Regions from separate parts of the Homo sapiens genome. Here regions 2 and 3 are each linked to region 1. A link is an interaction called in ENCODE POLR2A ChIA-PET data of the cell type or tissue named here. Cell type or tissue: HepG2. All regions are shown on one strand. Each heading gives the region's core, and the rest is flanking DNA. Links, peaks and the distances in the headings are about the cores only. Region 1 holds the start of MIR2392 (microRNA 2392). Region 2 has its middle 24 kb from the start of DLK1. Region 3 has its middle 35 kb from the start of DLK1.

Region 1 (10,318 bases), core at 2,178-7,177:
AGGATTTGGAGGAAATGATCAAACACACCAGGCCTATCTTCTGGGATCTTGAAATTGACAGCAGCTCTTCTAGAAAACACACCGACCCCAGCTCCCAGTGCCGGGAACACTCTGCTCCCCTTAAAACCAGAGTTCTGGGCACAGCCCCAACCTTGCATGGAAGAGTTTGCCAAATTGTAGATACTAAAAGACAAATAAAGTTCAACGCCTTTCACAGACGGCCAAGGATGAAGTTTAATTCCAGGTAGACTGCTGGGTTTCAAGGCAGCGCATCTGTATATTTGAGTTAGCTAGACTTCCAGCCATTCCCCGTTGACTAACAGTAACCCAAGAGTAAATGTTCAACCACAGAGTTGCCCTTTTCCTCATCAGCCTCTGGAGGAGCGTGGTATGTGGACAGGCAGGGGACATTGCTCTTTGGGACTACTTTTTATAATAACTAGTGCCAATGAAAAAGAGCTGGAGGGTAATGCCCCCAAATGGTACCATTAGTTGTGCTGGATGGATAGATTCTGAGTGAATTTTCTTCTTCCTTTCTACTTTTATGAATTCCTTTACTGGCATGTATTCCTCTTATAGTGTGTGTGTGTTTGTGTGTTTTAATGCTGCAGTCCAAAGCCAGGCACAGTGGCACATGCCTATAGTCGTAGCTACTCAGAAGGCTGAAGCGGGGAGGATCACTTGAGCCTAGGAGTTCAAGGCCAGCCTGGGTGACATAATAAGACCCCAACTGTTAAAAAAAAAAATTCGTTTTAATGTAACGGTACAAGAAAAGTGACCATTTTAGCCTCTTCTTTATTGACCTCAATTTAAAAATCTTTTCCTGTTAAGTAAATAAAAATCAAGAGACCCAGGATTCATGTCCTGCATAGCATAAGTCCCCATTCCTGGACAGAGGCATTCATGCATGAGTGATAGCTGTGGGGTGGGCACAGAGGTGGGTGCCAGTGGCAGTCACCTAGCTGCGCCCAATCTTTGGAAGGACTCTCCTGAACCTGCCACAGAGGTGAACAAATTCCAAGCTGGTAAAAGCAAAAAAAGTGCACTTCAATGATTTCATTCCTACTGGGGGGACCTAGAGAAATCCATTTCCGAGAAGACCAAGCAGGCCAAGAACGGGGTCTTGGTGAAGCAGACCACTGCCATGGGTTGGATTTTAGAAGTCACATCCTGACACTAGGAAAAGACAGCCACATTGCCCACCCCACCCCCACCCGGGGCCCCCTGGCTTTGGGTGTGGGCCAGCCCCAGATTCAAGCAAGGGGTTTTCTTGGCCCCACTCCATGGAAATATTTCCTTCGGTGGAGCAAAGAACTGCTCCATTCAACTGCCTGCGGCTAGGGAGGGGGTGGCTTTTGCTGTGTTGACAGAGAACTGCAGAGGCCTGGGGAGGGGCCCCAGAGGAGAAACTGTGTTCCAGGTAGAACAGGACTGGAAAGTTTGCTCTTTTTTTCTTTTTTTTTAACTAAAAGATTGCTGACAGTTGAAAAACTCCCACCCCACCCAAGAGGCTCCTAGAGGAGGCATTTGTACTAGGTTTCAACAAGGACTAGAAACTTCTTAAGTCTTAATGTCAAAGGGAAGGGGGCCGAGGCTGGGCACACTTTCAATTTAAACATTGAGGGTCTGGATGGTTCCAGAGCACACAGTTGGCCTCCCTGAGCCAAGCCTGGTGATACCTCTGTCTCAGAGCTAACCCAGAAGCCACCAGCTCCTGGGGGAGCCAAGGGTGCGTAGGAGACGCACTGTGATTAGGGGCCCGTGCACATAGAGGCAGCGGTCAGAGGTTCCAGAGGGCACACAATCTTCCCTCGTTGAGCTTAAGTTTGCTGATGTCCATGTCGCAGCCCACGCCCAGAGGAGGGTACCAGCAAAGGTAGGAATCTCCTTGAACTTTCTTCAAAAAGCCCAAATCCATGTGACTCTTGCTTCGTAGAGCTGCTCAGAAGCTCATGAGGGCTCGGGGGAAAGTGACAATCCCTGGGAGATAGGATGATGAGTTCCACCTACCACGGCAGTCTACCACCACTGCCACCGCTGCCTGCCACCGCTGCCTACCACCACTGCCTACCACCACTGCTGCCACCACTGCCACTGCTGCCACCACTGCCACTGCTGCCTACCACCACTGCCTGCCACCGCTGCCTACCACTGCTGCCTGGCACCGCTGCCTACCACCACTGCCTACCACTGCTGCCTTCCACCGCTGCCTGGCACCACTGCCTACCACCGCTGCCCTCCACTGCTGCCTGCCACCGCTGCCTACCACTGCCTGCCACCACTGCCACCGCTGCCTATCACCGCTGCCTGCCACCACTGCTGCCACCGCTGCCTGCCACCGCTGCCTGCCACTGCTGCCCTCCACTGCTGCCACCACTGCTGCCTACCACTGCCTGCCACCAATGCCACCGCTGCCTATCACCGCTGCCTGCCACCACTGCCTACCGCATCAGTCTACTACCGCTGCCTGCCACCGCTGCCTGCCACCGCTGCCTGCCACCGCTGTCTGACGCTGAAAGGAGATGAGAATCAAACAGAGGGCAGCACATGGCAGTGCAGGGTGAGTGCCACTCCATGCAGTGGCCTGTGCTGCCCAGAGTCTACCGAGCCACACGTTGTGCACCTGGCGGGATGGCTGACCACCCCATAAACACAATGTCACAAATGCTGATTGCAGCCTTTCTTTCAAACCATTGAGTGCAGCTTGCAGGGTGACCGGCAGTCTTGCCTGGTGATTGAAGGTTTGGGCCCCAACATCAGACTGCAGGTGCTAGTCCACTTGCTACCTGTGTGGTCTTGGGTTGGTTGCTTAACCTCTCTGAACCTCATTGTCATGATCTGTACAATGGGGACAAAATACCTTCTTCAGTTGAGAAGATTAAATTGGGGAAAAATGTGTGCTGTACTTATGGCAGGCCCTAGCCATATGACATGGAGTGAGGATGAAGAGACCTTCTTGTCTTCCATGTAGTTTGCATTTATTTTGTAAGAAGAAAAATTTTATTTTGTAATTTCGTAAAAGTTAACCTGGCTGGGCACAGTGGCTCATGCCTGTAATCCCAGCACTTTGGGAGGCTGACGCGGGCAGATCACTTGAGATTAGGAGTTCGAGACCAGCTTGGTCAATGTAGTGAAACCCCGTCTCTACTAAAAATACGAAAATTAGCCAGGCATGGTGGCAGGTGACTGTAGTCCCAGCTAATCGGGAGGCTGAGGCAGGAGAATCACTTGAACCCAGGAGGCAGAGGTTGCAGTGAACCGAGATGGTGCCACTGCACTCCAGCCTGGGTGGCAGAGCGAGACTTCATCTCAAAAATAAATAAATAAATAAATAAATAAATAAATAAATAAATAAACAAACAAATAAATAAATAAAGTTTGGCCGGGCACGGTGGCTCACGTCTGTAATCCCAGCACTTTAGGAGGCCAAAGCAGGCGGATCACCTCAGGTCAGGAGTTCCAAACCAGCCTGACCAACATGGAGAAACCCCGTCTCTAATAAAAATACAAAATTAGCCAGGCATGGTGGCACATGCCTGTAATCCCAGCTACTCTGGAGGCTGAGGCAGGAGAATCGCTTGAACCTGGGAGGCGGAGGTTGCAGTAAGCCGAGATCGTGCCATTGCACTCCAGCCTGGGCAACAAGAGTGAAACTCCATCTCAAAAAAAAAAAATTTAAATTTAAATAGTTAATCCAATATATCAGCTAGGTCCATGAGCAAAGGCCTGTGCCATGGGTGCCCTGCTGCCCTTCCCTTCCCACAGATGTGGGACAGTCTGGGACAGACTTGAATGCTTCCTCTGAAATGCCTTCCAAAACAGCTGCGCCCCTCTGTGGTTTTGGGGATGGGCTCTGCCAGTCCCCATAATCGGTCAGAGGGAAAAGAGAAACAAGCATCCCCACTCCCAGCCTTTTGGCTGAGCCTCACTGGCCATCAGCAGCCTAGGCTGGCCACCCTAACACAGCCACCTGGCCCCTTGCCCTCCCTCCTTGTGGCCAACAAGGGCTGGGTAGGGTGCTCTCTTCCTACTTAGGACTTCCTGTCTCAGAGTGTGGGATCTGAGATGTCATTTACAAGCTCAGTGGGAAAACAAATATTCCAGATAAAAATATTCCCATGACACTTGGCCTGCCCCTGCCGTCTTTCCTGTGGCTCTCTTGTTCCTGGTTGGGGTGGGGACTCTGCAGCCTGGCATGGGACATTTGGCAGTGAGGAGGCCATGAGGCAAGGTGGGTGAGAACACAGGCTCCCAACTCAGACAGCCTGGCTTGAATTCTGATACCACCACTTGACTTTGGCTGGGATCCTTTCACCTCTCCTCAATTTCTCCACCTGTAAAATAGGGATAATAGTACCTACCCCCACCCCCCCACCCCCGGGTGTTGAGAAGGTTAAATGAGACAGTAGGTGCTCAGTAACCCAAATGGCATCCTCCCTCCTCCTGCAGAGAGCCCCCGCTGCCCCAAGGAGAGCAGGCCTCACAGTGCCACCCACTCCACAAGAATGCAGAGCTCAGAACCTTTACATCGGGCTCCTGTTTGCAGGAACGGCTCCAGGCCTGGCTGACAAGGGCTGTGAGCCTCTCTGGCCTCCACCACCAGCCTTTCCTGGGAATCCCAGGCCGGGGTAGTGGAAGATTCTCAGAGCAGCCGAGGCGCCCTCCACACCAGCCCTGGTGTGCACTTTCTACAGCCATCATGCCAACACGTCCTGCAGCCTTCGCCCACCCAGAGTTCATTTCCTCCCATTTGGGGTAACTTCACCACCCCAGGTCACTGGACAGGACCGAAGGTCACCAAAGGTCATCCCGGAACACCGCAGGTCACCTTGGCTCTCAGTGCTTCATCCAGAAACCTGAGTCTACCCCCCATACCCGTCTACCGAGCCGCCAGGGCTTATGTTGTGCAAACGCTGCGCCCTCTGAGACAGGGGCTCAAATGTTCAACATACCCTTTAGGTGTTTGCGGAAAGGATGAGCTCAAAGACGCCTGCCTCTAGGTAAACGGAGCTGCCCTTGCACATGTGATGATAAGGAAAAGCAAACGAAGGCTGCCTTTGAACGGCCTTTTTGCTCCACCAGCTCCCAACCTAAAGCTGCCTTTGCAGTCGTGAACTGTGGGGGGATGGGGGCGTGGAGGTGGTGGGGGAAGGACAGTGGCCACTAGCACCCTGGCCCTTTGAGAAGGGTCCTGCCCACTTCGCCCTGCCAGGCCTCGGTTTCCCCCCTGCAAAAACAGGAAAGTTGATATTCATGCCACAGGCTTGCTCTGAATACAGACTAAAACAGACTATTTTCTTTTTATTTATCTTTTTTTGGGACGAGATCTCACTTTGTTGCCCAGGCTGGAGTACAGTGGTGCAATCATGGTTCATTGCAGCCTCAAACTCCTGGGCTCAAGCAATCTTCCTGCCTCGGCACCCCAAGTAGCTGGGACTACAGGCGCTTCCCACTACATCAAGTTTTTTTGTTTGTTCGTTTGTTTTTTAAGAGACAGAGTCTCTCTATGTTGCCCAGGCTGGTCTGGAACTCTCAGATTCAAGAGATCCTCCTACCTCAACCTCCCAAAGTGCTGAGGTTACAGGCATGAGCCACCACTCCTGGCGACAGACTATTTTCTAAAAGCCTCACACGTTACCCAACTAAATAGGGATGTTGAGGGTCAAGGTCCAGGGCTGGGGAGGTGGAACTCTGGAGTAGGGAGCACAGGGAACATAGGCAGGGAGGCCAGGCCAGGCACACTCAGAAGAGGCTGCTTCAAAATACACCAGCAGAGCATTTGCACCTTTAGCCTGAGTTCTGGCAACTTTAAAAGACAATTCCAGATTGTCTTACTTATCCATTCATTCATTCCATTCAGGAAGTACTTCCTGGGTGCCTAGGGCTGGCATTATTTTACATGCCAATGGCTAGGGATAAAATGACAAGTGATGGGTCAAGCTCCCTGCCTCACTGAGCTCAGAGCCAACAAGGGAGCTGAGCTGCACACCTACTGTGTTCAGGCTGCACTCTGCATGCCTCTGCTTAGATGTTAGATGGCTAGCTTGCTCAGCCCAGGCCCTGAGAGTGAGTGAACGCTCTCCCTGGGAAGATGAAATGAGAAGTAAGACGCTGTCATTTAACCACAAGAGAGAGCCCGTGGAGGTTTGGGATGCCCAGGAAGAGCTGGCACCTCTCACTTCGGTGGGAGCATCAGGAATCTGGGCCCATATCCCCTCCCGAGAGTCTGGCCTTATGTACATTTCCCAGAAATTCTCACTGTTTATACTGAGGGGCCTCCCCGGAGCAGAAGTCATTCAAATCCTGTTTTCAGCTGTAAGTCACTTCCTGCCTAGCTTAGGGCACAGGCATCTCAGAGCATTGAATGTATGGCCACGTGGCCACCCCAGAGATCCAAGCAAAACTGTCTGGTTGCCCAGCCTCAGCTGTTCCTGAAAGGCTTGAGTGTGCAATCCCGGTCCCCTGCTTTGGAGTTACACAAAGGGCCCTCCCGTAAGCCCTGAACAGCAGGCATGACTCAGGCCCAGACTTAGGGCTGGTTTCCACAGCCCATACCGGGGCCCTAATTTGGAGAAATCTGAGTGGACCTAGGCTGAAGATCCCCCCTGAGGAGGTCAGGAAGTGGCCAGGGGACCTTATATAAGCTGACCTCTCCCACCAGGCTGGGCAGGAGGCTAGGGTGAGTGTAGGGGCAGGAGGTAGAGGGAGGAAGATGAGGGGAGAAGGTGAACGGGCTAAGGTCTCCAGCGCTCCCTGGTGAGACCTCTCCAACTCCCGTTTCGGTAACCGCTTCTCTGGCAGGGGTTTCCGCAGGCCTGCCATCCTGACCAAAGGGGAAGAGCACGTCCACCTGGAATGGGAAGGCTCCCTCCTGCCCATCCCAGGGCCACAGAAATGTGGACCTGGAAGGGGTAAGAAGGCAGGCGCTAGCTCCATCTCCCACATCCCAATCATAGCATCTCAAATTATACATGTAGCATCATGGGGCTTGTTTAGAACATAAGGTAGTACTTCCTGGAGGGAAAGGCTTGAAATAAGCAACCCCAAATGAACAAGGCAAAGATGTAACAAGGGCCTGGAACCTGGCAGCCATGCTGACTCTGCGTGTGCCATGTCCTCCCTGGTGAGTGATTGGGCCAGGAGAAATGGGGGTCCTAGGCCTATGGGTCAGACACCCCAATGAGAAACTATTTTGGCTCCAAGGAGCCCCTAGCCACACAGCTCCAGAAACCTGGGAGACGCAGGGCAGCCCACGGTCACTCCGGCTTCATCCCAAGTCCTTGTGTATTCTGTGAATTGGGAGCCTGAAGGCACAAGAACCATGGGAGGGTATGCGTTTGACCAGAAGGTAGGAAGGAAGCAGCTTAGCCTACAACCCTTCTGGGGCACCTCCTGGGCCACCCTCTGCTTTACAGCTTAGACCTCTGGGGAAGGGGGTTGGGCACTCGGCGGAAATCATCACTCATTTGCATAGTGAAGTCTATGCCGTACCTAGGTCCCAAATCCAGGGGAAGGCAATGCACGGCAGAAACGGGGTTTGAATGACTTCTAGGAGCCCTTTGTGCCAAGTCGAGATGGCCTCATCCCCACAGCCCACATTCCTGGCAGGCTGGGTCAGGGATCCCTGGGCCAGAGATCTGAGATCAGCCTGGCCAGCAAGCCCCCAAGTAAAAGTTTATGCTGAACAGAGCACAGAAGCCGAGCTGTGTTCCCTTAGGTCAAGATTTTCACACTTGAACTCACGTTCCCTTTAAATAAAGTGGAAACTCCCCATCTCTGCCACTCTACACCAAGATTCAAATCCCCCCAGCATGACCGTGTGCTGAGGCTGTGTTTGCTTTAGGCCCTCACCCCGCTCAGGCTAGTTCAGTTTTGTGACTATCTAGCACCTCTCACCCCCATCCTACAGCCTGGGGTGGCTCGGGAGCCACCTGGTCTGAGGAATGGCTGGATTGGGAGGGACCATATCAAAATATTCCTGCGGGACTACTGTTAGTTCCTTAAGATACCATTAGAAGGCCACCCCATCCCACGAAGCTTCTCTCATCAACTTTACACTATGTCTGCAGTCTAACTAGGTGTGACTTCTCGGTTGGCATTCTGGCAATATGTACCCAGCATTTCAATGCACACGAGTCTCAGCCCAGACATTCACTCCTAGAAATTGTCCCTGCAGAAATACTTGCACAGCGCAAAGAGACACAGAGCGACAAGGACATCCGGCACAGCGTTATCAGTCTGCAAACTGAGTACAGCATTTAGCATGCACTTAGTATGTGCCAGGCAGGGTTTGAAGAGCTTTTTATCCTTATTAATAGCTCATTTAATCTTCACCCAAGAGGTAGGTCCTTGACCATGCCCGCTTTACAGATGAGGAAACTGAGGCACAGATCTACCCAGCAAGAAGCAGGCCTGGCATCTGCGCCAGGAGGCATCACCCTGCTGAACTGGATTCACAATCCTTCCATCCCCTTTGCCTGCTGGGAGGGCAGGGACACTGGAAAGTTCAGGATGTTGAACTGAGTTCTTGGCCACACGGATAACAGAGAACCCCAAAGGAAGCTGGGGTGTCATCTGCGCACAACCTCCCGATTGGAAAGTTAGCATTCTCCCTTCAGTTGTGAGAAGGCTCATAAGCCCCCCCCAAAACACACACACACACTTGTCCCAGGTTAGGGGCATCACCGTATCCTAGCCGCTCTCTGGTGTACACGGCTCAATGCAGAAATCACAGTTCGAGGTGACTCTCCGCAGAGGAGCTGGGTCTTGCAGCCTCTCAGTTTCCCTAACTCGGGAGAAAGTCTTGTGGCAGCTTCCATTCAAACTCTTCATCAAACACCCAGGGGGAGCATGCCATTCCAGACCCACTGCCACAGGAATCATGGTGGGACACCGCAAATCACAGCACAAAGATCATCAACATCAACCCCACAGTGAGGGCCACAGGGTGCCTGTGCACTACCAACCATGGGACCTCGGGGCCACGGGGCAGCAATAGTGAATCCTGCTGAGCCACAGGAGAGCAGACTGGCAGGCCCCGGTGCACCGGCCGTGGCCCACCGCTGGCTTGAAATCACTGATAGGTGGTAAAAATAAATTTTAAGAGGAGTCCCGAACTAGTAGCACGGGGAACCCTAAAGAGCCCTGCTCTCCACTGGATGGAGAGCTGACTCTTCCCAGGTCCCAGGAGGCAACACCGACTTTGCTGAGTCCCAAGCCTATCATGGGCTTTCCCACCCAGCCTGGGGCAAGAAGTGGAATACGCTTAGCCCAGGCAGTGGATGGAAGCAAACTCCCCCAAGGAAGGTGGTATTAGTCTCCCTGGCCATTCCCAGTTGGAGTTGATTTGTTCCTTTAAGAAGGGGAAGGATTCTCGAGCACTGGAGTTTTCAGGTCCCCTCCCAGTCTTGAAAGTTTACATCCCCAAGTCCCCTTTTCATTTGCTCAAAGAGTACATGTGGCTGGCAAGAAGTGCTCGAGAGGCTTCAGGCAGTCTTGGAGTGGATTCTGCAGGTGCCAAGCCTCCTCAAGACCCAGAGATCCTAAAGCCCAGTCTTCAGTCCTCAGAGTCAGAGGATAGAGATGGACAGGACTTCAGCCTCAGCCCTCCCGCAAAACAGAGTCATTTGCAAACTTTCAAGACTGGGAGGGGACCTGAAAACTCCAGTGCTCGAGAATCCTTCCCCTTCTTAAAGGAACAAATCAACTCCAACTGGGAATGGCCAGGGAGACTAATACCACCTTCCTTGGGGGAGTTTGCTTCCATCCATTGCCTGGGCTAAGCGTATTCCACTCCTTGCCCCAGGCTGGGTGGGAAAGCCCATGATAGGCTTGGGACTCAGCAAAGTCGGTGTTGCCTCCTGGGACCTGGGAAGAGCCAGCTCTCCATCCAGTGGAGAGCAGGGCTCTTTAGGGTTCCCTGTGCTACTAGTTCGGGACTCCTCTTAAAATTTATTTTTACTACCAAATCCTCCCCAACAGAGCTTCCATCCTCCACTTTTACAGATGCCTCAAGAGAGGTTTACAGAGGCCCAGAGACTTGCCCCAGCTCTGTATGGGAGCACTGAGATAGTGCCAATCTGGCCATCCAGGTCATTCTCCTCCTTCCACTGCCCCAAGGGAAGTGACCAGCTTGAGAAGGAGACATTAAGAGGACAAGTAGGCCCAGCACCGGGGCCCTGCCATGCCGGGTCCTGTAGCGTCATCTCTCTCCTGCCATCACTGGCAACAGATCAAATGTCAAAGGTCAAAAGGAAAAGGCTCCCTCAGGGCTAACCACTCAGATACTTCCTTTTCTTGCTTCAAACAGAGGACAAGA
Region 2 (10,318 bases), core at 2,006-7,005, 66 kb after region 1:
AGAGAATAAACAAGTAAAAAAACATATTTATGCTAACATTTACATTTACCTTCACAAGTGCTCTTTATTTCTTCATGGAGATTCAAGTTATCGTATGATGTGATTTTCTTTAGCCTGAAGGACTTCCTTTAGCATTTTTTGTAAGGCAGGTCTGCTAGCAAAGAATCCTTCCCGTCTGTTTATCTTGGGATGTCCTTATTTTGCCTTCAGGTTTGAAAGATAATTTTGATGGATATAAATTCTTGATTGATTGGTTTCTTCTTTCAACACTTTGAATATCCTACTGCCTTCCAGCTTCCATTGTTTCTGAAGATAAATTAGCTGTAATCTGATTGTGGTTCTCTTATACATGATGAGTCATTTTACTGTTGTTCCCTTGAAGACTTTGTCTTTGATGACATATGTTATAGTCACAGTCTTTGCCTATGGTGTGTCTAGGTGTGGATTTCTTTGAGTTTATTCTATGCTATGATCTGAAGGTTTGTGTCACAAAATTTATATGCTGAAATTCATATGCTGAAATCCTAACCCCAATGGTAGTAGGAGGTGGGCCTTTTGTAGATTAAGCTATGAGGGCAGAGCCTTTGTGAATGGGATCAGTGTCCTTATAAAATAGGCCCAAGAGAGCTTCTTCACCCCTTCTGCCATGTGAGGACACAGTGAGAAGGCACCATCTGTGAACCAGAAAGCCAGCCCTCACAAGACACTGAATCTGCTGGCACCTTGATCTTAGACTTCCCAGTCTCTGGAACTGTAAGAAATAAATTTCTGTTGTATCTAAGCCACCTAGTTGATGGAATTTTGTTAAAGCAGTCCAAACAGACTAAGACATTCCACTTGGAGTTTGTTAAGCTTATTGTATTTACATACTAATATTTTTAAGCAAATTTGGGACATTTTCAGCTATTCTTTAAAAGAAAAAAAAAGGTTTTACCCCTTTCACTTGATGTTGTCCCACAGGTCTCTGAGAAGTGCTGTTCATTTTATTCTGTTCTTTTTTCTTTCTGTTCTTTAGACTAAATGGTTTCTATTGCTTGTCTTCAAGTTTGCTGAGTCCTTCTTCCTCTAGCTCAAACCTGCTGTCGAGCACCTCTAGTAAATTTTCATTTCAGGTATTATACTTTTCAATTCCAAAGTTTCTATATAGTTCTCATTAATACTTTGTATCTTTTTGTTGACTTTCTCTGTTGGTTAGACATTGTTGTCTCATACTTTACATTATTTCTTTGTTTTCTGTTTTTTGTTTTTTTTTTTGAAATAGGGTTTTGCTGTGTTCTCCAGCCTTGTCTCAAACTCCTGGCCTCAGGTGATCCTCCCACCTCAGCCTCCTGAGGAGCTAGGATTACAGGCATGTACCACCACACCCAGCTGCTTTAATTATTTAAACATAGATTCCTTTAGACCTTTGAACATGTTTATAGTAAATTATTTTAAGTCATTGTCTACCAAGTCCAATATCTGAGCTTGCTCAGAGATAGCTTGTATGCACTGCTTCTTTTCTGTGTATGACCACATTTTTCTATTTATTTGTATGTTTCACCATGTTTTTGGAAACTAGAAGCTTTGGATAAATATTATAACAAATCTGAGTTCTGATTTGTCTCCCCTAGAGGCTATTGCTGCATTTATTTGTGTGTTTAGTGACTTGCCTGGATAAATTATTTAGAGCCGGTCTCCCCTCCAGTGTGCAAACATGGAAATCTTATTTGTTTGTTTGCTTAATTCCTGCCTTCATTTTAAACCTTTTCTATAGATTAAGCATAATCTGGGTAAGCATCCTTAATAGGCAGCCAATGATTGGTCAGAGGTTTTGCTTAAACACCTTCAGCCAGTAAGATTTCTGCCCTTTGGTGTGGTGAGGCACACACTCAGAGGGCAGGCAGTTTACAAGTGTGCCCACCTTCACTTGCTGTTTGTGCAGGGCCTCGTGGTCAGCCAGGAACAAACAGATAACTGGGCCCTCTCCACTCTCTCCTGCACATTCCTACACCTTGGGCAAGTGCACAGCATTCCAGATTCTTAGAAATGTGTCAGGTTTATCAAAGCCCCTATGGTTGTCTTATTTCCCAGCTCTTTCTTGTAAATTTTTGGCTGGTTGCTGCTTTCCCAAGTCAGTGTCACAGACTTAGGTAGCTGTGACATTGGCCTTCTTTGATTGTCTGCTATAGAGATGGCCTCTGTTTTGACAGTGTTTCTGGACATTGTGCTTTTCTATGGAGCTCCAAATTAGATCAGCCCCCTCTAGCAGCAGCAAGACTTCTGGGTTTATGGTTGCCACACCACAGAGTTCAGAGAGAGGTGGGTGGGAGCAGCCCTGTGTTGAAATGGCACAGACCCCGCCACTGTCAACAAAGGCTCAGCTGTTTTTATTAAATAAATGTCTTTCCATTTGTTATTTGTCTTTGGTTAATGTCCAGAGTTCCGAAATGGTTGTTTTTGGCAATTTTGTCCAATTTTATCATTGTTCTTATAGGGACAGGATTTGCTGTGGTCCTCCTTCCACCTTTCTCCCCATTTAACTTTAAGCTCCACTACTGCCAGTCACTTCAGGCTCCTCCTATCAAGAGACCAGTAGGCAAGGAAAGGGGTCACCATTCTGGCAGGAGAAATCAACCCTGATCATCAGAAAGAGATAGGGTTTCTATTACATTATGGAGCCAGGAAGGAACACATTTGGCACCCAGGTTATTTTCTGGGCATTTCTTGGCACAGTTTGGCCCAATTTGATCATAAGTGGGCAAGTGCCACAGTCATGACCAAAGCCAGTGCATGGTGACGAAGGTTTCAGACCCCTCAGAAATGAGGGTCTGAGTCACTCAACCCTATGAGCCGCCTAGATCATTACAGGTACTACAATGGGATGAGAAAAACCTGGAATGGGTGGTGGAGGTGGGAGACAATGAGCATCAGTCACGGCCTAAAGATCAGCTGCTGTGGTCGGGGCAGTCGGTTCATCCCAGCAATGCTCCTCTCGCAACTTGTCCCCAGGAAAAGAGGCCCATAGAATCCAGGAGGAGTCGCTCTCAGGAATTATCATATGAAATAAGGGGAGTCAAGTGGCATGAGGTGTGGACTGTAACCTGTGCTATTTGGGACTGAAGCATTAATTTCCCCAGCTGCTGGAATGGTTGGTGGCTGACAGCACTCAGCTGGGTCCACCTCTCCCTGGTGCCATGCCTTTGGCTGAAGAAAGCCTCACTGCCCACGGTCAAAGGCCCTCTCCTGTGGCAATCCATATCCAAAGATAGGTCAATATGGAGATACAAAGACTCCTCCCCAACCCCCACCCCAATGTGGGACAACTCTGAGAGGATGTCTAAAGCTCCATGGGGATTGTCTGAGACTTTGTCGCAACTGCAGAGCAATTAAACTCATCCCACCGCCCTTCTTGGTTCCTTCACCCCCACCCTCCTCGGGAGGTGTTGATCAGGAGAACATTTCTCAAAAAATCTCTTGTACATAAATTTCCACTCAGTGTATACTTCCAGGGGAACCCCACCTGCAACAATTGGTATCTCACTCTCTTGTTTCAATCATGCATAATTAAGCCCAGGCAACACAGCGATAACTCATCTCTACAAAAAATGTAAAAATTAGTCAGGCGTGGTGGCACACACTTGTTGTGCCAGCTACTTGGAGGTTGAGGCAAGAGGATCCCTTGAGGCCAGGAGTTTGAGACCAGCCCGGGCAACATAATTAGACCTCTGCCTCTACAAAAAAAAAAAATAGAAAGAAATTTTAAACATTAGCCAGGTATGGCGGCACACACCTGTAGTCCTAGCTACTCAGGAGGCTGAGACAAGATCACTTGAGCCCAGAAGTTTGAGGCTGCAGTAAGTTATGATCGTGCCACTGCGCTCTAGCCTGGACAACAGAATGAAGCCCTTTCTCAAAAAAAAAAAAAAAAAACCATAATTAAGCCCAACAATTAACATGAATGAATCCTCCTCCTCTATTTTTCTGGCAGCAGACAGGGAGAAAAGGGTGGCACACACAAAAAAGTCTAATTGACAGATGCTAAAATTGAGGGCAACTGTTTTATGAATAGGTAATTAAATCTTTTTGTATGCCAATGTCTCATCATTGTATACCAATGATGAAAAATGTTGCTTGCAGAAGAACTGCCACCTCTGGGATTTTTATAATAACTTCTGACAATTATATAGAATTTACAAGGCCTAAGCTGGAAACAACTTCAAATGAGGGACTGAGTCTGATGTGTCCGCAGTACCCACATTGGGCACTGCTCCTAGAAGAGGCTGGGACGCATTTCCTAAGTGAACGAAGGTGAAAACCCTTTCGCATGTGTCTTGTCGCACTGGTCTCTTCCAACACCCACTGCAATGGTGGGTTTGAGTCACATAGTAGTTGAGAGCCATGGCTTGGAAACTGTACAAGCCAGGACCCCATCAGCGGAGCCGAGCCACTCAGACAGAGAGGGAGAGAAAGGGATCCATTGCAGGGAGTTGACCTCACACAACTGTGGGGCCTGGCTAGGCAGTCTCTGTAAGTCTGTTGTCTTTGCATCCGAGGCTGGAGCTCGGAGAACAGAAGGCAGTGGGGAAGGCAAGAGAAATGTAAAGTGGGCAGATCGAGAGCGAGCCGGGGTCCATAGCAGAGCGGGCCCCACAAGGACAAGCACACCCGGCTCAATTCTTTTTGCCTCTAAAATTGGTATGAGTAGCCCACAGGATCCCAGGGCTTTCATCGCAGAGCGAAACACACATGCCTGGCCCAGGAGCCAGGGAAGCAGAAGGAGGATCCGGGGGTGTGGTGCAGCCATGGGCCCAGCCAGTCTCATGTCAATGAGGTGATCGGAATATCAGCAACCTCATAGGTGAGTTACACAACGGCTGTTCCTTCACCCTGCCTTCTCAGTCTCCCCGGAGTCAATACTGTGGCCCACTCTCACCAAAAATACACAGGAAAGGAAGTTCTGGGTAACATAACTCAGCCTCGCTAAGCTGATACATTACCCATACACCAAAGTCCACCTCTTGTCAACTTGACACCCAGGCCCCATCTCCTCTCCAAAGTATGAATGAGACTCACAAAGTCATCCTTCTGGATTACACAACTATCTTACAGCTACACATTACACAACAGCCCTGCCTATACCTACAAATACACTAACCTTTCCCCAGAAGAGGATAGAAAGTCCTTTTTTCCCCTTTGGACAAGGTTGATTCTTCTAGCTCACTCACACTGCCTGTTTTAAATTCTGCAGCCTAGATACTGAGATACGAAGCTAACTACTGGTTCCGCATCTTATGCTAGATGATGAGATAAGAAAAGAAAACAAAAAATACACATACATATAAACATATTCAAAATAAGGAAGAAAGACCCATGGTTATTACAGTCCTCATTTCTGCCACTGGTTACATCGTCCTAACAGGCATTGATAACTAACTCCTTCCAATGGCCATTTCATATTCCCTTTGGCTTTAGCGAGCATTCCAGCTACTCATGGTTTTTTGCTTTGTAGAGTGCCCCAAGCATTGATTCATGAAGACTTTGGGCCATTGGAGGTTCTGCCTGAATTGGGCTGGTAAAGATTTTCATTGGTTTTAATCACAGGGCAGGGGAGGAATAGAAAACACCCAAGGGTCTCCTGCAATTCATGGGTGCATTGGCAATCCAATCTCTCCTTGATCGGGATTGATCAGGATCAATCACCCCAGCCAGTACAGTGACCCCCCTTCTTCGCTTGTTGACTCAGCAGTATGAGGAGCTCAAAGTGACCGGATGGCAGTTTCAACATCCAGCTTTGCTATAGTTTGCATAGGGTTTGTTTGGCTCCATCAAGTCTCTTCTTGAAATTTGGCCCTGGGTGTTAGCCGTGGAGGCCTGGTGGGGGGGTGTTTTGCTCAGAGGAGCAGATCCCTCATGAACAGGCTCTTAGTTTCCACGGGAACTGGCGGTTGAAAAGAGCCTGGCACCCTCCTTCTTTTTTATTTTTTATTTTATTTTTCATTCTTTTGAGAGAGTGTCTTGCTCTGTTGCCCAGGCTGGGGTGCAGTGGCGTGATCACGGCTCACCTCACTGCTGCTTCAATCTCCCCAGCTCAGGCGATCCTCCTGCCTCAGCCTCCCAAGTAGCAGGAACCACAGGCACAGCTCCCATGCCTGGCTGAATTTTTTTTTTTTTTTTTTTTATAAAGACGAAGTTTCACCATGTTGCCCAGGCTGGTCTTAAAGTCCTGGGGTCAAGTGAACCTCCCACCTTGACCTCCCAAAGTGCTGGGATTATAGGCGTGAGCCACCACACCTGGCTGGCACCTTCCTTCTGCCTTACTTGCTGCTATGTGATCTCTGCATATGCTGGCTCCTCCTCACCTTCCACCAGGAGTGGAAGAACCATGAGGCCCTCATCAGATGCAGGTGCCAGCACCATGCTTCTATTTTTATTTATTTATTTTTTTTGAGGTGGAGTCTTGCTCTGTCTCCCAGGCTGGAGTGCAGTGGTGCAATCTCGGCTCACTGCAACCTCCGCCCCCCGGGTTCAAGTGATTCTCCTGCCTCTCAGCCTCCTGAGTAGCTGGGATTACAGGCACATGCCACCACGTCCAGCTAATTTTTGTATTTTTAGTAAAGGGAGGGTTTCGCCATGTTGGCCAGGCTGATCTCGAACTCCTGACCTCAGGTGATCCACCCACCTCAGCTTCCCAGAGTGTTGGGATTATAGGCTTGAGCCACCGTGCCTGGCCAGCACCATGCTTCTTGTATGGTGTGCAGAATTATGAGCCAAATAAATCTCTTGCTTTATAAATTATCCAGTCTCTCATAGTCCTCATGGGAATGCTAAATGGACTGAGACAAGCTCAAGGTAGTCATTGCTGTGTCAATGCCGAAAGGACTTGGTAGGCCCATGTGTGTACATTTTGGCAGAAGCATTGAGGGCAGGGAAGGCAAATTTCATCCAGAGTCAATATCTATTCCAGCGAGAACAAAGTGCTACCCCTTTCCATGATGAAGTGGCCCAGTGCAGTCGTCTGCCTCTAGGTGGCTGGCCGGTCCCTGGGAAGCGGACCATGGCAGGATTCAGTGCCGGTCTCTGCTGGTGGCCCATCGGGCTCTCAGCAGTGGCTGTAGATGATTGGCTTTGTGCAATGGAAGCAGACGTGGCTGAGAGTGTGCAACCTCCACTCCTTCCTGCTTTGCTCAGGAGCCTATATGACAAACCCAAGCATAGGCCAGAGAGGAGACTGCCATCCCCAAAACAGGTCATCCCATCCACCTGGTTAATAAAATCTTCCTCTGCTGAGATCACCCTTTGATGACTTTCACTGAACTTTCGCATGAGACACAAATATCTTCACACTCTATGCTGATTTGGAGAGGTCTATCCACTTACCCACTTCCTCAGACCTTCTTCTCACTGGTTTCTCAATTGTATTCCAATTCCAGTTCTCTAACCGCTTAGCCAAACCATTAGCCAGAGCCCACAAATCAATACAGACCCGTATCTCTGGCCAGCTCTCTTTTCCAACAAAATGAACAACCCAGATTCTGCGAATTGGTAGGATGTCCCCTCACCACAGGCCTTCAGGGCCATTTCAGAGCGGGGCCACCTGTTGCAGCTGTCTGCGCTGGGGTAGTATCTGTGTGTCACACAGAACCATCTATAAACCAGGATGGAAATGCCTTCCTCAGTGACCTGATCATGGGGACCTCCCCTGAGGCCATCAATACAGATTGATAGAGAGAAGGTGGCACAGCTGAGAATAGGGGCTGCAAGCTTCAGAGTATCAGAGTCACTTCTTCTTCTTTTTTTTTTTCCCCCTTTTTTGAGACAAAGTCTCACTCTGTCACCCAAGCTGGAGTGCAGTGGTGCTATCTCAGCTCACCGCAACCTCTGCCTTCCAGGTTCAAGTGATTCTCCTGCCGCAGCCTCCTGAGTAGCTGGGATTACAGGCGCCCACCACCACGCCCGGCTAATTCTTCTTTTAGTAGAGTTGGGGTTTCACCATGTTGCCCAGGCTGGTCTCGTACTCCTGACCTCAGATGATCCACCTACCTTGGCCTCCCAAAGTGCTGGGATTACAGGAGTGAGCCACCACGCAGGGCCTTGAGTTGCTTCTCACTCAACTTGCTTTTGCCTAAAGCATTTGCTCCAGCCTGAGCCTATACATTCGTTTCCATGCGACACAGGAGTACCACTGTGCACGACCAACCTTTTGGCTGTGTGGGTCTGACTGTACTTAGTCCACAGTGAGTGTCTCGGGTCACCTAGTAACTTGGCTGCCCATGGTCAAGAGCTCATTCTCAGCCGGACGCACTGGCTCATGTCTGTAATCCCAGCACTTTGGGAGGCCAAGATGGGGACATCACCTGAGGTCAGGAGTTCAAGACCAGCCTGGCCAACATGGTGAAACCTCATCCCTACTAAAAATACAAAAATTAGCCAGGCGTGGTGTTGGGAACCTGTAATCCCAGCTACTTGGAAGGCTGAGGTAGGAGAATTGCTTGAACCGGGGAGTTGGTTGCAGTGAGCTGTGATCACGCTACCGCACTCCAGCCTGGGAAACAGAGCAAGACTTTGTCTTAAAAAAAAAAAAAAAAAAAAAGAGTTCAATCTCTGTGGAAGCCCAGGAGCAAGTCAAAAGTGGTTTCTCAATGACACCCGAGCGGAGAGTGGTTCTCCACAAAGGAGGGCAGCACCTCACTCCAAAATGTGAATGGTCTGTGCTGTGATTCACCTGGGAGGGGGTGCCAAAAGCTCGGAACAACTCCCCAGGGAAGTGCCTCTGACACTGCAGACACCACTGGATCTGCTGGTTCATATGGCCCAAGAGGCAGAGCCACTGGCACGGCAGCCTGGATCTGCTGTGCAGCCTTCTCTTGTTCTGGGTCTCTCTCAAAATTGGCAGATTTTCACATCACTCAGTAAATGAGTCAGAATAGCACGCCCAAGCACAGTCATACCTCACTTAATCAAAGAGGTATGTTCTGAGAAACGCATCATTAGGCAATTGCGTTGTTGTGCAAACATCATAGAGTGTACTCACAGACACTTAAATGGTACAGCCTACTGCACACCGGAGCGAGGTGGTATGGTCTATTGCTCCTAGGCTACAGACCTGTACTGCATGTGACTGTACTGACCACTACAGGCAATTGTAACAAAATGTAAGTATCTGTGTATCTAAACATAGAAAAGGTACAGTAAAAATACAGTATAAAAAAATAAAAACTGGCCAGGCGGGGTGGCTTATGCCTGTAATCCCAGCACTTTGGGAGGCCGAGGCGGGTGGATCACCTGACGTCAGAAGTTTGAGACCAGCCTGGCCAACTTGGCGAAACCCCACCTCTATTAAAAATACAAAAATTAGCCAGGCCTGGTGGTACATGCCTGTAATCCCAGCTACTCGGGAGGCTGAGACAGGAGAATCACTTGAACCTGGGAGGTGGAGGTTGCAGTGAGCCAAGATCACGCCACTGCATTCCAGCCTGGGCAACAACAGAGCAAGACCCTGTCTCTAATTAAGTAAGTAAATAAATAAATAAATAAATAAATAAATAAATAAATTAAATTAAATTAAATAAAACCTGGTCCACCTGTCTAGAGCACTTACCATAAGTGGAGCTTGCAGCACTGGAAGTTGCTCTGGGTGAGTGAATGGGAAGGCCTAGGACATTCCTGCACACTACTGTAGACTTTATACACACTGAGCACTTAGGCCACACTAAATTTATTTTAAAATGCTTTTTTCCTTCAATAATAAATCAGCCTTAGCTTACTGTAACTCTTTAACTTTGTAAACATTTTAGTCACTTTTAACTTCTTGACTCTTTAGTACTAACACTTAGCTTGAAACACAAACATTGTATAGCTGTACAAAAATATTTCTTTCTTTATATCCTTATTCTATAAGCTTTTTTCTATTAAATTTTTTCTTACTTTTTAAACTTTTTTCTTAAAAACTAAAACCCAAACACACACATAAGCCTAGGACTACCCACGGTCGGGATCATCAGTATCACTGCCTTCCACCTCCGCAGCTTTTCCCTCTGGAAGATCCTCAGGGGCGGAAAGCATGGAGCTGCCATCTCCTGTGATAACCATGCCTTCTTCTGGATGCCTCCTGAAGGACCTGCCTGAGGATGTTTCACCGTTCACTTTGTTTTTTGTTTTTTGTTTTTTGTTTTGTTGTTGTTTTGTGTTTTTTTTTGAGATGGAATCTCGCTGTGTCACCCAGACTTGAGTGCAATGGTGTGATCTCGGCACACTGCAACCTCCACCTCCTGGGTTCAAGCGATCCTCCTGCCTCAGCCTCCCAAGTAGCTGGGACTACAGGTGCACGCCACCATGTCCA
Region 3 (10,318 bases), core at 3,004-8,003, 56 kb after region 1:
TGGTGGGGAGTGTTCTGTGATTGGCTAGACGAAGAGGAAGCAGAGGTCTGCGCTTGAGCCCTCCCAAGACCTCACCGAGTGGATCTCCAAAGCAAGGACGTTAGATTGTCCAAACAACACCCTGATGAGCGGATTTTCAACTCTTAGTACAGGGTCTGGCACATGAGAGGGTGCTCACGAGAGTTTGCTAATAAACAAATCAATGAATATAGAGTTGGATAAATGCTATTTTTATACAGTATACAGTGCTATTTTTAAAAAGAACATTCCTGCTTCTTTCCGCTCAGTTACACCTGGATGCGTAACTTTATGTGTGTTTTTGTGTGGCTTTGAGGCATCTTATTTTCCCAGCATTAAAACAAAGTTACCACCTTTACCACTGCAAACTTCATTCTTTCAGAACATGGCATACAAAGCCCATCAAAACTGATGACCAAAGCAGGGGATAGTGGTACGTGCCTGTAATCCCAGCTACTCAGGAGGCTGAGGTGGGAGGATCCCTTGAGCCCAGGAGTTCAAGACCAGCTTGGGCAACATAGCCAGACCCCCGTCTCTAAAAAAATTTTGATTACCAAAATGGTGATCTCATGACTGTTTTTCTAGGATTTCCTGGAAGTTACCCAAATGTATCTTAAGTCTCTATGCCAGATTCCAAGCTTGGGTTCTAACCCAATATCAGATGGACTGAGAAAGCTTCCGTTGATGTGCTTGATGCTGTGACACACTGCCCAGCTTCACGCTCACCACCCAGGATGGAGGCGCTCACTCCCAGATGCTAAGTGTGCAGTTGGCTTATAGCTTATAGCTCTCAGCTGAGTCTTCTCTGGGGGTTGCCCTCATCCTAACAGACTTGCCTCACCCAAGGTCATACCCCCTTGCCAGGGCGGTCCACGTATAATGACCAGTAGGTATGGGGGTCAAAAAACTCTGCACCCTTTCCCCCAGGGTGGCCGACTCTGGTGGGCCATCCCGTTCAGAGGCCCCGTGGGATTGACCAGGCCCTTGTTGTGATGGCCCCGCAACTCAGCTGCTTCTGCTCTATCCTCATTACTTTAGCACCTGTCCCAGCAGGTTGGTCCAAAGGACACTGCCTGCAAGTTTCATCTCGAAGACCAAATGCCAGGGAACCCAACCTGCAACAGATGGCACCAGGAGTGGTCCAGGGATCTCTGAAATGGGATTTTGGAGTTGGCTCAGTCACCAGATGGCTGGCAATGAGGACTCTATCATCAGCGATAGGGGAGCATTGATGGTCCGCGGTGTGGGGTAGAGGTGCAATGAAGACCAGCAGAAAGGAATGCACAGCTAACACAATGGATCAAGTATCTGAGGAGAACGAGGGAAATACTCATCACAGGGCTGTGGAGTTGGATGGCTGTTGCTGGGGGCAACTGCAGCATCGGAGAAAGACAATCAAAGACTGAGGGTGGTTAATCACCAATTAAAGGCCAATTACGATAACCAGAGGGTCTCCTTAGTACCATATAAATTAGAGACTCTCATCTCCTGCAGCTGGAGGGCAGAAAAGCTGAGGATCTGGCCCAGGACTTAATTCTAAGTATTACAGAGCTGGCAAAGAGGTTGGATTCCCAAAACCTAGGCAAATCTGACATATCTGGGTTAGGGCTGGGGCTGGAATCACCTGAAAGCTCACTCACTCAGATGCCTATTAGCACCTGCGCAGGGAAGGCAAGCGGCTGGGAGCTGGAAGAGCTGGTGCTCCTTGGACATCTGTCTCTATGTGGGTGTCTCTGTGGGTCTGTCCAAGGAGGAAGCTTCAGAGCAGCTGGATTTTCTACATGGTGGGCCCAGGATCCAAACCAAGTGTCCCAAGAGAGAGGGAGCAGAAGTGAGTGCAGCCTTTTTGACTGAACCATGCTCTATGAATGCAATGGTGAGGGCAAATCTTCCCACTGGGCAGAGCTTCAGGTGGGGCTCCCCGTGATCCACTTTGTATGAAAAGCATCCTGGCTCAAGGATGGCGCATATAGGATTCTTGACCAGTGAAGAATAGTTTGATTGACTTCTCAGAGACTAGAAAGAAAAGAGTGGCAGATCAGGGAGGGGGAGGTCTGTGGAAGAGGCAGGTGGGAGTGCTTTGAGAAAGGGTATCATGTGGCCAGAGGAAGGTCTATTCATGTGAATGCCCGCTGAGCACAATACAAAGGAAGAGGCAATGCAGACCTTAGGAGACAGAATGACTTGGCCAGCTGATGTCAGCCTGCCTCTGTCATCGGCCACCCCGTGCTGTGACCATAGCCGTGGGCCTGGCCACATGGCCTCCCATTGACGTAGGCTGCTACAGCCCCAGGAGCTCCTGAGGCTGAATGTCCCACCTGCCAGCAACAGAAACCAACAGTGAGCTCCCAGCAGCAGCAGAGCCTTTGAGCTTCATCCATATTTACAGCCTTTCCCCATGGCTTGCATTACCTGCTGAGCTCTGCCTCCTGTCAGATCAGTGATGGCATCAGATTCTCTTAGGAGCACAAACCCTATTGTGAGCTCCCAGAGCTCCCAGCAACAGCAGAGCCTACACTGCACCCTTCCACCCTGGAAAAGGCAGCCATTCATCATGACCAGAATTGACACATACCCAGGGGACTAGTCAGTTCTCTAGAGAAACAGAACCAATAGGACAAGTATATACGGTTCATCCTTGAACAGCAAGGGGCTGAACTGCATGGGTCCGCTTTTGGGTTTTGGGGGTTTTTGTTGTTGTTGTTTTTAGAGACAGGGTCTCCCTCTATCACCCAGGCTGGAGTGCAGTGGCACCATCACAGCTCACAGCAGCCTCAAACTCCTGGACTCAAGCAATCCTCCCACCTCAGTCTGCTGAGTAGCTGGGACTACAGGTGCATGCAACCACACCCAGCTAATTATTGTTATTATTATTATTATTTTGTAGAAATGAGATCTTGCTGTGTTGCCCAGGCTGGTCTCAAAATCCTGGCCTCAAGCAATCCTCTCACTTCGGACTCCCAAAGCATTAGAATTCCAGGGTGAGCCACCACACCCAGCCCAAGGGTTCACTCCTATGAAGATTTTCTCCTGCCTCTGCCCTCTCTGAGACAGCAAGACCAATCCCACCTCTTCCTCCTCCTCCTCAGCCTACCCAACATGAAGATGAAAATGAAGATCCTGATGACCACTTCCACTTAACGAATAGTAAATATATTTTCTCTTTCTTATGATTTTTCTTAGTAACATTTTCTTTGCTCTAGCTTACTTTATTGTAAGAATACAGTATATAATACATATAACATACAAAGTATGTGATAATTGTGTTATCAGGAAGGCTGCCCATCAACAGTATGTTGTTTATTGGTAATTAAGTTTTGGGGGGAGTCAAAAGTTACTAGTGGATTTTCTACCACACGGAGGGGTGGGGTCGGTGTACCAAACCCCCATGTTATTCAAGGGCCAACTGTATAGACAGAGAGATTTAGTATATGGAATTGGCTCATGTGCTCAGGAGGCTGACAGCCTGGAGTCCCAGGAGAGCTGCCGGTGCAGATGGAGTCTGAAGGCAGCCTTCTGGAGCAGGAGTGAGAGCGGCGGGCAGGTGAGCAAGCTTTTCCCCATGGCTTGCATTACCTGCTGAGCTCTGCCTCCTGTCAGATCAGCGATGGCATCAGATTCTCTTAGGAGCACAAACCCTACTGTGAACTGCGCATGGGAGGGATCTAGGTTGAGCGCTGCTTATGAGAATCTAATGCCTGATGATCTGTCACTGTCTCCCATCACCCCCAGATGGGACTGTCTAGCTGCAGGAAAACAAGCTCAGGGCTCCCACTGATTCTACATTATGGTGAGTTGTATAATTAGTTCATTGTATATTACAATGTAATAATAACAAAAATAAAGTGCACAATAAATGTAATGAGATTGAATCATCCCCAAACCATCCCCCAACCCTGGTCCATGGAAAAATTGTCTTCCACGAAACCGGTCCCTGGTGCCAAAAAGTCTAGGGACCGCTGTTCTGGAGGATTCCCCTTGCTCAGGCTCGCCCTACTCAAGCCTTCACCTATAGGATGCCACTCACCGCATTGCGGAAGGCAATCCGCTGTACCCAAGGCCCCTGGCTGGAATGTTAACCTCTTCCAAGCTGACACATAAAATTCCCCATCACATCCAGGAAGTGGTTTGCTTTTCCTGGCCAGAAAGTCACAGAGAGCTCCCACCTCACCCTCAACCCCGTCCCCCCACCCACCTCACCCCATCTGAAGATTTACAGTGCTTGATCCACCAATATGGACTCCCACATAAAATCACAGCAAAAGAGGTGTGACCATGTGCACATAACCACAGGACACACCATCAGTTACAGACCCTGCCATCCAAATGCTGTGGACTGATAGGAAGCAGAATGGTTTGTTTTAGGCAAAGCTGAGATGCCAGTCTGAAGATGAGCCCATGTCCTCCAAGGTGCAAATTCCCTAAATGAATGGCCATGATATGGTGTTCTGCCCCTGGTAGATCAAATAGAAATGTTAACCTGTATACCTATATAGGTCCAGGAACGAAGGGGCAGAAGCAGGAATGGCCCTGCTTGTAATAATCCCTCCTACAACCTATTTGAAGAGTTTGTTATTCTTATTCCTGCAACTCAAAGCCCTGTGATCAGGGAGGTCCTGGTTCTCAAAGGGGAAATTCTTCTGCCAGGGAACACAGAAATAGTCTCATTAAACTTTATTTTTACAGCTTCATTGCATCATAAAGTTCACCCATTTTAAGTATGCAAGTCAATGATTTTCAATAAATTTGCTGTGTTTTACAACCATCCTTGTAATCCAGATTTAGAACCTTTCCATCACCTCAAGAAGATCCCTCAGCCCCATTTACAGTTAATCTTCATTCAACCCCCAGCCGGAGGCAAATGCCTATGTACTTTCCGTCTGTCTCTATTTGCTCTTTCTGGACATTTCATACACATTGCATCATACAGTATGTGGTCTTCGGAGGTTCCTCCATGTTGTAGCCTGCATCAGCACTTCCTCCCTTTCTCTTGATGAAGAGTATTCCATTGGATGGATAGACCACATTTCGTTTGTCAGTTCACCAGTTGACGGACATTTGAGTTATTTCTACCTTTTTTTTTTTTTTTGGCTATTAGAAATTAAGCTACCATGAACATTTACATGCAAGTTTTGTGTGAACTTATGTTTTCATTTCTCTCGAGTAGCTATTTTGGAGAGGAACAGTTGGGTCGTTTAGCAAATTTATGTTTAACTTTTTTTTGCATAGATTCAGGGGGTATTGAGTGCAGTTTTGGTCCATGGATATATTGCGCAGTGGTGAAGACTGGGCTTTTCATGTACACGTAGCCCAAATATTGAATATTGTACCCAATAGGTAAATGTTTAACTTTTAAAGAAAAAGCCAAAACACTTTCCCAAGTAGCTGTACTGTTTTACATTTCCTCCAGCCATGTATGAGAAAGCCCATTTCCACACACTCTAACTAGCATTTATTATTGTCTGCCTATTTAATTATAGCCATTCTAGTGTGTATGAAGTGGTATCTCATTGTGACTCACATTTGCATTTCCCTCATGACTAATGGTGTTGAGCATCTCTTCAAGCGCTTATTAGTCATTTGTTTATTTTTTTGGTGAAATATCTATTAAAATCCTTTCCCCATTTTTTAATTGGATGTTTGTCTTCTTGTTGAGTTATCTGTATGTTCTCGACACAAGTCCTTTATCAAATATACGATTTACAAATATTTTTCAGTCTATGGCTTGTCTTTTCATTTTCCTAATGATGTCTTTTGAATTGCAAACATTTTATTATTTTGGTGAAGACCGATTCATCAATTTTTTACTTTATACAGTATGCTTTTAATGTTGAATCTGAGAAAGCTTTGTTAACCCAAGCTTATAATGATTTTCTGCTGTGTGTTCCTCTGGAAGTTTTATAGGCCTGGTGTGGTTGCTCACGCCTGTAATCCCAGCACTTTGGTAAGCCGATGAAGGGGGATTACTTGAGCCCAGGAGTTCAAGACCAGCCTGGGCAGCATAGTGAGATCCTGTCTCTACAAAAAATTTAAAAATGGCTGGGCACAGTGGCTCACGCCTGTAATCCCAACACTTTGGGAAGCCGAGGTGGACAGATCACTTGAGGTCAGGAGTTCGAGACTAGCCTGACCAACATGGAGAAACCCCGTCTCTGCTAAAAATACAAAATTAGCCGGACGTGGTGGCCCATGCCTGTAATCCCAGCTACCCGGGAGGCTGAGGCAGGAGAATCACTTGAACTGGGGAAGCAGAGGTTGCAGTGAGCCGAGATCGTGCCATTGCACTCCAGCCTGGGCAACAAGAGCGAAACTCCACCTAAAAAAAAAAAAAAAATTAAAAAATTAGCTGGGCATAGTGGCACATACCTGTGGTCCCAGCTACTCAGGAGGCTGAGGTGGGAGGATCACTTCAGTCCAGGATGTTGAGGCTGCAGTGAGCCGTGTTCATGCCACTGTGCTCCAGCTTGGGTGACAGAGTGACACCCTGTCTCAAAAACATTAAAATTAAAAGGAAAGTTTTATAGTGTAAGCACTTATATTTAGGCCTACAGTCGTTTTGGGCGATTTCTTTTGTGAATGGTATGAAGTTTGCCTTTCTGCATGTGGATAGTCAGCTGTCCCAGCACCATTTGTTAAAAACCTAGCCTTTCCCATTGAAAGACATTGACACCTTTATCAAAACTCAATTGACCGTAAATGTAACAGCTTCTCACTGGACTCTCAGCTTTGTTTCATTTATCTACGCAGCATGCCCACTCTTACACCAGGTAACGCTGCCTCCGTTACCAAAGCTGTAAAATGCATTTTGGAAGTGGGAAATGAAAGCCCTCTTGTTTTGTTTTGTTTTTTTAAAATTGTTTTTGCTATTCTGGGTCTTTTCATTTCCATATAAATTTTAAAATCAGCTTGTCAATTTCTGTGAAAAAGCCTTCTGGGATTTTGATAGGGATTGTGTTGACTCTACAGATCAATTTGGGGAGAATTGCCATCTTAACAGTATTGATTCTTCTAATTCATGAATATGAAACGCCTCCATTTATTTAGATATTCTTTCATTTCCCTTGGCAATGTTTTATAGTTTTCAGTGTACAAATCTTACACTTCTTTTATTAAATTTATTCCTAAGGCTTTTATTCTTTGTGATGCTGTTGAATGGAGTCACTTTCTCAATTTCATTTCCAGATTAGCAATTGTTCATTGCTAATATAAAGAAATGCAGTTGATTTTTGTATATTGATCTTGTGTCCTTGCTGAGTTTCTTTATTTATTGTCATAGTATTTTTGTGAATTCCTTAGGATTTTCTCCATACAAGATCATGTCATCTAAATAAAGACAGTTTCCTTTCCAATCTGGATGTCTTTATTTATTACATCTGACTGCACTGTCTAAAACCTCCGGTGCAACATTAAATAGAAGGCGCAAGAGTGAAAATCTTTGCCTTGCAACTCCTGTTAAGGAGAAAGCATTTAGTCTGTCACCATTAAGTCTGACGTTAGGTATAGGATTTTTATAGCCTCTCTTTATCAGGTTAATAAAGTTCCCATCTATTCCAGGTTTGCTGGGAGGGTTTTTTTTTTTTTCTTTTTTAATTGTGAATACTCGCTGAATTTTGTCAAATGAGTTTTTCTCTGTCTATTGAGATGGTCTTGTGGGTTTTGCTCCTTATTGTATTAACACAGTGCATTACATGAATTGATTTTTGGATGTTAATCCAGCCTTTTATTTTTCAGACAAATTCCATTTGGTCATGATATGTAATCCTGTTTCTATAGTGGTGAATTCACTTTGATATTTCATTGAGGGTTTTTTTTCCTCTATATTCATGAGGGGATTGGTCTGTAATATTATTTTTTTGTGATGTCTTTGTCTAGCTTTGGGACCAGGGTAATACCAGCCTCAAAGAAGGACAAAAATATCCCTTTGTCCTCTATCTTTGGGAAGAGTTTGTGGAATAGTGACATTAATTCTTCTTTTTTTTAACTTCTTTTTTCATTTTTTGAGACAGAGTCTCGCTCTTTTGCCCAGGCTGGAGTGCAGTGGCGCCATCTCGGCTCACTGCAAGCTCCTCCTCGCGGGTTCAAGGAATCCTCCTGCCTCATCCTCCTGAGTAGCTGGGATTACAGGCATGCACCACCATGCCCAGCTAACTTTTGTATTTTTAGTACAGACGGGGTTTCACTATGTTGGTGAGGCTGGTCTCAAACTCCTGACCTCGTGATCTGCCCACCTTGGCCTCCCAAAGTGCTGGGATTACAGGCGTGAGCCACCACGCCTGACCTGACATTATTTCTTCTTTAAACATTTGGTAGAATTCATTAGTGAGGCTCCCTAGGCTCAGGCTTTCCTTTGTGGACAGACTTTTAAAAGTATCAATTTTTTGGCTTGTTCTAAGTATATTCAGATTTTCTACTTCTTCTAGAGTGAATTTTGGGGATTTGTGTTTTGCTAGAAGTTTATCCATTTACTCAATTGCCTAATTTGTTGGGGTAAAGTTGTCCACAGTATTCTGTTATAATTTTTTATGAATTCTATGGGGTCAGAGGTTATGTCTCTCTTTCATTACTGATTTTGGTTATCTGAGCAGTCTCCCGCTTTTCTTGATCACGTTAGCTAAAGGGTTTTTTTTTAATTTTGTTGATCTTTTCCAAAAAACATACTTTTGGTTTCTTTGGTTTTCTCTGTGGTCTATCCCTTTTCTACAAACTTGCTTTCCATTCTCATCTTTATTTCCTTCATTCTGCTTGCCTTGGATTTAGTGTGTTCTTTCTTACATAAATTGGTAAGGTGAAAGGTTAGACTGCTGATTTGAGATCCTCCTTCTTTCCTAACATAGACTGTGTATTCTCTTTTAAGCACTCCATTAGCCGAATCAAGAAATGTTGACATGTCATGTTTTTGTTCTCATTCAGTTCAAAATACTTTGGATTCCCTAAATTTCTTTCTGTTGTTGTTTTCTCATTTAATTCCGTTGTGATTAAAGCACATACTTTTTATGATTTCATCTTTTTTAATTTGCTGAGACATGTTTTGTGACCTAGACTTTGGTCCACCCTGGAGAATGTATCATGTACCCTTGGAAAGAGTGGCTGTTCTGCTGCTGCTGAGTGGAGTGTTCTATAGAGATTGGTTTGGGGAAGTTGATTGATAGGGTGGTTCAAGGCTTCTATAACCTTACTAATTTTCTGTATACCTGCCCTATTAACAAAATACCTTAGACAGGGTAATTTATAAACAATAGAAATTTGTTTCTCACAGTTTTGGAGGCTGGGAAGTCCAAGATTACGGAGCCACAGATTTGGTGTCTGTCAAGGGCCTGTTCCATAGGTGGCATCCTCTCCGGTGGGCTGGAGGATCCTCACATGGCCAAAGGGGCAGCCTCTTTTTCATAAGGTCACTAATCCCATTCCTAACAGCTCCACTCCCATGATTTAATCACCGCCTACAGGATCCACCTCTTAATATCCCATTGGCAATTAAGTTTGGGTTTTTTTTTTTTTGGTTTTTTTTTTTTTTGAGATGGAGTCTCGCTCTGTCGCCCAGGCTGGAGTGCAGCGGCGAAATCTCGGCTCACTGCAGGCTCCACCTCCCGGGTTCGCGCCATTCTCCTGCCTCAGCCTCCCGAGTAGCTGGGACTATAGGCGCCCACCACCGCACCCTGCTAATTTTTTGTATTTTTAGTAGAGACGGGGTTTCACCGTGTTAGCCAGGATGGTCTCGATCTCCTGACCTTGTGATCCACCCACCTCGGCCTCCCAAAGTGCTGGGATTACAGGCGTGAGCCAATGCACCTGGCTAGGCAATTAAGTTTTAACATGAATTTTGGACCATAGCAAAGGAGTATTGAAATCTTCTACAAGTGGAAAGTTATCTATTTCTCTTTGTATTTATATCAGTTTTTGTTTCATGTATTTTGAAACTCTTATTAGGCACATAAAGGTTTAGGATTTTTGTGTCCTCTTGACTGACTCTTTCATCATTACAAAACGTCTCCTCCTTTTTTTTTTTTTTTTTTTTTTGGTAACTTCTTTTTGTCTTAAAGGTCTATTTTCCTGATATTAATATAGCCACTCATGGATCATGAGGTCAGGAGTTCAAGACCAGCCTGATCAACATGGTGAAACCCTGTCTCTACTGAAAATACAAAAATTAGCCGGGTGTGGTGGCACATGTGTAATCCCAGCTCCTCAGGAGGCTGAGGCAGGAGAATCGCTTGAACCCAGGAGGCGGAGGTTGCAGTGAGCCGAGATCACACCACTGCACTCCAGCCTGGGCGACAGAGCGAGACTCCACCTCAAAAAA

Evidence for each region. ChIA-PET counts read pairs that join two places held together with the same protein. Peaks named below come from ENCODE experiments on the same cell type or tissue, not always from the same donor. Only the 100,000 strongest peaks of a DNase experiment are listed, where the experiment ranks them.
Region 2: POLR2A ChIA-PET joins it to region 1 with 102 read pairs; 4 of 35 experiments call an interaction of 5 or more read pairs at or near these places.
Region 3: POLR2A ChIA-PET joins it to region 1 with 48 read pairs; 4 of 35 experiments call an interaction of 5 or more read pairs at or near these places.

What each region holds. Positions count from the first base shown.
Region 1 is chr14:100,812,139-100,822,456 of GRCh38, reverse strand. MIR2392 (microRNA 2392) reads right to left here and starts at 7,966; the gene lies at 7,883-7,966. RefSeq lists an enhancer at 6,796-7,296. In HepG2, for the core only: no CTCF peak of the experiment used is centred there; DNase peaks (open chromatin) are centred at 4,106, 4,996, 5,656 and 6,366.
Region 2 is chr14:100,745,853-100,756,170 of GRCh38, reverse strand. No RefSeq gene overlaps it. Among named protein-coding and RNA genes, the nearest start is that of DLK1, 24 kb to the right of the region's middle. RefSeq lists an enhancer at 1-1,035. In HepG2, for the core only: no CTCF peak of the experiment used is centred there; DNase peaks (open chromatin) are centred at 4,990 and 5,770.
Region 3 is chr14:100,756,876-100,767,193 of GRCh38, reverse strand. No RefSeq gene overlaps it. Among named protein-coding and RNA genes, the nearest start is that of DLK1, 35 kb to the right of the region's middle. In HepG2, for the core only: no CTCF peak of the experiment used is centred there; a DNase peak (open chromatin) is centred at 4,923.